2 separate regions of the Mus musculus genome follow, and region 2 is linked to region 1. The links are chromatin loops, found by intact Hi-C in ENCODE. Cell type or tissue: gastrocnemius. All regions are shown on one strand. Each heading gives the region's core, and the rest is flanking DNA. Links, peaks and the distances in the headings are about the cores only. Region 1 has its middle 6.8 kb from the start of Gm40522. Region 2 overlaps Coro2b (coronin, actin binding protein, 2B).

Region 1 (2,804 bases), core at 244-2,743:
TGGCTGCTTCACTTGAAGACTGCCAGGGAACAGGGTCACAAGGAAAGACCTTTGTCAGACAAAGCTGACAAAGGTGCGATGGAGAAGGCCTGCCTTCTGCTAACCCATGAGCTACAAGGAGTGTACTAGTTACTTTCCTCATTGTTCTAACAGCCAATGGGAACAGCTAAGGAAGGAAGGCTTGTTTGACTCTCAGTTTGAGGGTATGGGTTGGTGGGTAGTCATGGCAACAGGAGAGTAATGTTGCTGGTAGCAATGGGTCCACAGTCAGGAAGCAGAGAGGACAACTCTGGTGTTTAGCCTACTTTCTTCTTTTTATTCAGTTCAGGGCCTAGGGCATAGAATGGGGCCATTCACATTCAGGGTAGGTCTTTTGACTTAATGTGGGGAGAAGATGAAGTCAGGTCAGTTGCCAGGCTGTGACTCATGGCACCTAGAGCTTTGATGGCGATTCTAAATTCTATCAAAATGATAATCAAAATTAACCATCATATTTGGTTCCTAAAAGTTGAAGTGTAAGGGTAAAAAAAAAGCCCTTCTGGGCAGAGCAGGTGAGGTGTGTCCTACTAACGCTGAAGACCCAAGTTCTGTTCCCAAGACCCACATGGGGAGAAACAGCTTCAGCCAATTGTTTTCTGACCTCCACATGTGCACCTCGGTGTGTTTGCATCCCAAAACACACCACATGTACACTAAATACATACATACATACATACACACATACATACATACATGTCATAAAACAGGAAAACAGCCTTTGTTCTTTTCTGCAATTTCAACACGGTTCAACTATGGGCAGGAAACGTACTACACCCTCCCATTCCCATGGGACAATTGTTTACAGATTGCTGGCAGATTTGTGTTCTGTTTGTCTTTTCTGAATCTCTGGAGCCTGTTGGCCCCTCATTTGGAGCCCTCTCAAATCTCCCTGTGCCTCCTGATTCTCTGTCCTAACTGGGTACTGGGATGGTCTTTCTCCTGTCACCCTGGATCCATCCACTCTCCTAGACCAATTCCAGAGGGAAGTCCTGTGTTGGAACCCCAGGTACAGGCTCTCCCAAACACGGGCACGTGTCAGGTGTCTCCTCTCCTGGCTTTCCTTCAGCAGGCATTCCAGACCTCATCACCAGAAGTCGGAAGTCAAGGAGAAAATCGGGAAGCACCCACAGCAGCCCAGCTGTGAACAGGTATTTGTGAGACTTAAAACGAATGGCACCTTTTGTCACTCAAACACATGGCTGCGCCTTGGATATTCAGTTAGTTCCACTGTTCTCTACACGTCCCAGGCCAAAGTAGGCTGTTGGAGCCAATTACCACTTGCATCAGGGAACCTTGCCCGGGATTGGACAGTTCTTGCCCGGGATTGGACAGTTTTTGCTTTAGACAGGGAATGAAAATAAGGACAAGATCGCTCCAAGGTAAGATTGAGAAGAGGTTTATTGTAGCCATGAGGGATAGAACTGCCAGCCGCATCTGGAGGAGAATTCGAAGCTGAGAGAAGGGAAGAAGAAGCCCAGAGAGAGGTTTAGGGTAGGGGGCGGGGTGAGAAGTGCGGGGAGGAGCCACAGGTGTGGAGTGAGACTTGTCCTAGGTTTCTTTGGGCCATGACAGATGGTTAGCTCCTGGTGCTGGGACAGATATCTGAGAGGAGTGACATAAAGGCACATTCACTCTGACTCATGGTTTCACAGGCAGTCGGGCCAGCTGGATCCCTGTGTTTAGGCCTCTGAAGTAACATGCCATGGTGGAAAGGCAGGGTGGAACAGCTGCCCACCTCAGGATGGGCAGGAAGCAGAGAAGAGATATTTGAAAGGGAAGGAGGCAATATATGTCATCCCTCAAAGGCCTATCTCTAATGATCTACTTCTTCCTAGTGGGCCTTACTTCCTGATGTCTCTGCCATCACACCATAAAGCTGTCAATTAGGAATCTATCAACAGGTAAACTCTGTGGTGGAGCCGAAGCCCTCACGGACCCAGTCACTTCCCAGTGATTGCATCTACCAGCTTGGGATCAGATTTCCCCATAGGAGCCTTTGGGAGACATTCGTATCGATATCATAACAGACACCAGCCACTGCTCCAGTCATCTGGCCAGGGGACTCCAACCTTAATTGATAGACTGTCCAAACGGTGCAGAAAGAACCACTGGGGCCCATCCCAGAGGGATCTTGGGCACTCGTGCCTGTTTGTTAGTTTGTCTGAGGCAAGGTCTCACATATTCCAGGGAAGCCCTCAGTTTGCTAAGTGGTCAAAGACGACTTTGAACTTCTGTCCCTCCTTCCTGCTTCCACTCTCATGGTGCTGGGATTGCGGACATGCTCTGTTACTGTGGTTCTGGGGATTGAAGCCAGGGCTTCATGTGGGCTAGGTAGGCCCTCTTCCAGCTGAGCTGCATCCTACCCAGTGTTTTCCTCTTACTGTTTCCAAGACCCAAGAGATCAGAGCAGATTTTTGTTTTTCTTTTTGAGACTGGGTTTCTCTATGCTACCTTGGAATTCACCATGTAGACCAGGCTGGCCTTGAACTCATAGAGATCTGCCTCTTAGCAGCAAGCCTCCAGGATCCTGTGTTTCCTCCTTATTCAGTGCTGGGGTCACAGGTACATTCCACTACACCTGGCTTTTATGTAGGTTCTGGGGACCTGATTTCAGGTCTTCATGCTTGTCCAATAAACACTACACACTAAGCAATCTCCCTTAGTCCACCACAGATTGTGTGTGTGTGTGTGTGTGTGTGTGTGTGTGTGTGTGTGTGCTCAGCATAGTGTTGGGGATGGAATCCAGAGCCCTGTGCACACTAAAC
Region 2 (2,804 bases), core at 290-2,789, 74 kb after region 1:
ACTGTGGTCTATACACCAGAGATTGTCATTACTAGAAACCACACTATCTGTAAGAAAGTATGCCATAATGTCCACCGTGAGTATTCCTAACCAGTTGAGTATTAGTAGTGACTTGTGCTGGTTAGGGTTTGGGTGTTGTTGTTGTTGTTGTTGTTTTGTCAACTTGGCACAAGCCAGAGCCATCAGAGAAGAGGGAACCTCAACTGAGAAAATGCCTCCATAAAGGGCTGTAGGCAAGCCTGTAGGACATTTTCTTAATTAGTGACTGATGTGGGCGGGGTCAACTCTGGGCTGGTGGTCTTGGGTTTTATAAGAAAGCAGGCTATGTAAGCAAGCCACGAGGAACTGAAGCCAGTAAGCAGCACCCCTCCGTGGCCTGCGCATCAGCTCCTGCCCCCCAGGTTCCTGTCCTGCTTGAGCTCCTGCCCTCACTGCTTTTGAAGGTGAACTGTTACACGGAACTGTGAGAGAAGCATATAGACTCTTTCCTCCTCAAGCTGTTTTGTCATGGCATTTCCCTGCAGCAGCAGGAACCCTGACTGAGACAATGGTAAACATTTAGTTAATTTCGAAACTTTTAAAAAGGATTTACTTTTATTTATGCGTCTGTGTGTGCTGTGTGCGAGTCGACCATGTACGTGTACTTACTTGCAAAGGCCACAAGAAGGTCTTGGCTCCCTTGGAGCAGGAATAATAGACTGGGAGCCCCAGCTGTGCTCTGGGAACTGAACTGGGTAGGGACAGGAAGAGCCGTAGGCTCTTGTAGCCACGAGCCATCTCTCTAGCCCTTACCTTAAAATTAATATAAAAAAATGGTGTTTTGGTTTTGGTGTTAGAATCAAGTATATGGATGTGCTAGGCAAGTGCTATCCTGTTGAGGTGAGCTACTCTCTTGACCCCAATATTTAACATTCTAATTTAAAAGATAGACATTTTTCCCCTCCAATTGAAAACATTTCTTTGTGTGTGTGATGCTGGGGATTGAACCCAGGACTTGGTGTGTGCCAAATAAGCTGAGCTACACCCCAGAGCCCTATGGGTATTGTTATTAAATAGTGAACACCATGTGCTCGCTTCGGCAGCACGTATGCTAACAAGTGAACGTCTAGGGCTGACGAGACGGATGGCTCAGTGGTTACTGCACAGGAGCCATGTTTGATTCCCAGCATCCACGTGGTAGCTCACAATGGTTCGTAACTCCAGTTCCAGGTGATCAGATGGCCTCTTATGGCCTCAATGGGTATCAGACACGCAGATGGTGCCCAGACACACATGCAGGCAAAATATCCACACACATTTTAAAAGAAGAAACAGACACTACCTAAGGGCTGGGATGCAGTAAAGAGAGAATAACCCTTGTTTAATCCTGACATGACCTTGGGCTGAAACTGAGGCCAGCCTGCCCCCCAGGCATGTGAAGTATTTATAGGAACTTTCATTGTTCTGTTTCTGTAACCACAAGGGTTTCTGCTCTCCCATCAAACAGAAATGCCAATTGTGCCCTGTTCTTATTCAAAGTTCATATCTTGTCTTGAATGCTAACAGCTATCACAGCTATGTCAGCAGGATGTACCGTGGCTGTGGTTTTTACCTTTATAAAAGCCCTGCTCACTCAGCTCAGGGCCACCTCTAGACTCGTAGTCACAGGAGTGCGTGCCCCGGCTGGGTCTGTGTGGCTCAACAGAAGCTTCAAATGCATAAAGAACTCATCCTGGCCTGTGTCCCGCCCTAGCGTCACATGAGCCAGCAGCAATCTGTAATCCCAGCACTCAGGAGGTGGCAGCAGGAAGACCACAAGCTCAAAGACATCCTCAGCTACGTAAGGAGCTTGAGGCTAGCCTGGGCTACATGAGACCCTGTGTAAGGAAGGCGGGGAGGAAGAAGGGAAGGAGGAAGGAAGAAAAAGAAAGTTTGGTTCAATGCAAACAGGTCCTAAGGAAGTGGGGTAGAGACTGGTATCACCCCAATTTCCATGTTTTTGGAACATTGATGTATTTGCTCCCTTTGAGTTCACTGGAAGAAACAAAGACCCTGTGAATTGAGTAAAATTGTGTAACTGACTGAAAGTGATGTGTGTGTGTCCATGTATGCGCCTGGGTTGTCCACGTATGTATCCATGTATGTGTGTGCCTGTGTATGGGCATGGATATGGGTGTAGCATGTACTGGCAGTCACAGTCAGGCTCTGGAAAGTTCTCAAATCCAGTGACTCTGGGGTGCAGTCATCCCACAAGCTGCAGGGAGTATGGTGGGTGCCCTGGGCTCTGTCCTGTATTCCTCTGAGGCCAGTGAATGGACATGGGTGAAGCGAGGCAGGAGTTAAGTTCTTTCCAAACATCCTGCACCTTGGCCCTGATTTCCTGGAACTTTCTATTCTGCAGAGCTGAATTTTATCCAAAGAAGCAAATGCCTTCCTACCAGGAGAGTCAGCTCATCTGGGCAAAGTCCCTCACTGAGCAGGGGACATGGGAGTTTCATGCAGACCTTTATTGTCTAGGTGACCTTGTACACAGCCCTCTCTTTGGGCTTGCCAGACTGCCTTGCCACCCCATGGAGCAGGGTACACTGAAAACCCAAGTGTCTCCTTCCAGTGTCATGGGACGGAACTCAGGCATTTCCAAGTCTGATGTCGGAAAGGCAATGGGAGGCAAAAGATGACGAGGATCTGGACAAAATGATTTATAGACATTATTCTATGTAGTCTTTGTAATAACCCCATAAAGGCCTTCCAACCCTCCTCTGAGGGCCTGCTTTAATTAATTAATTAATTAGCTAATTAATTGTGTGTGGGGGGGTGCTTGTTCC

What was found. A loop is a pair of places that touch in the nucleus more often than their neighbours do. Peaks named below come from ENCODE experiments on the same cell type or tissue, not always from the same donor. Only the 100,000 strongest peaks of a DNase experiment are listed, where the experiment ranks them.
Region 2: it touches region 1 in a loop (3-fold over the local background); 1 of 42 quality-filtered maps calls a loop at or near these places.

Annotation. Positions count from the first base shown.
Region 1 is chr9:62,386,117-62,388,920 of GRCm38, forward strand. No RefSeq gene overlaps it. Among named protein-coding and RNA genes, the nearest start is that of Gm40522, 6.8 kb to the left of the region's middle. In gastrocnemius, for the core only: no CTCF peak of the experiment used is centred there; no DNase peak of the experiment used is centred there.
Region 2 is chr9:62,459,595-62,462,398 of GRCm38, forward strand. The region is part of intron 2 of Coro2b (coronin, actin binding protein, 2B); the gene reads right to left. Among named protein-coding and RNA genes, the nearest start is that of Gm40523, 45 kb to the left of the region's middle. In gastrocnemius, for the core only: no CTCF peak of the experiment used is centred there; a DNase peak (open chromatin) is centred at 1,718.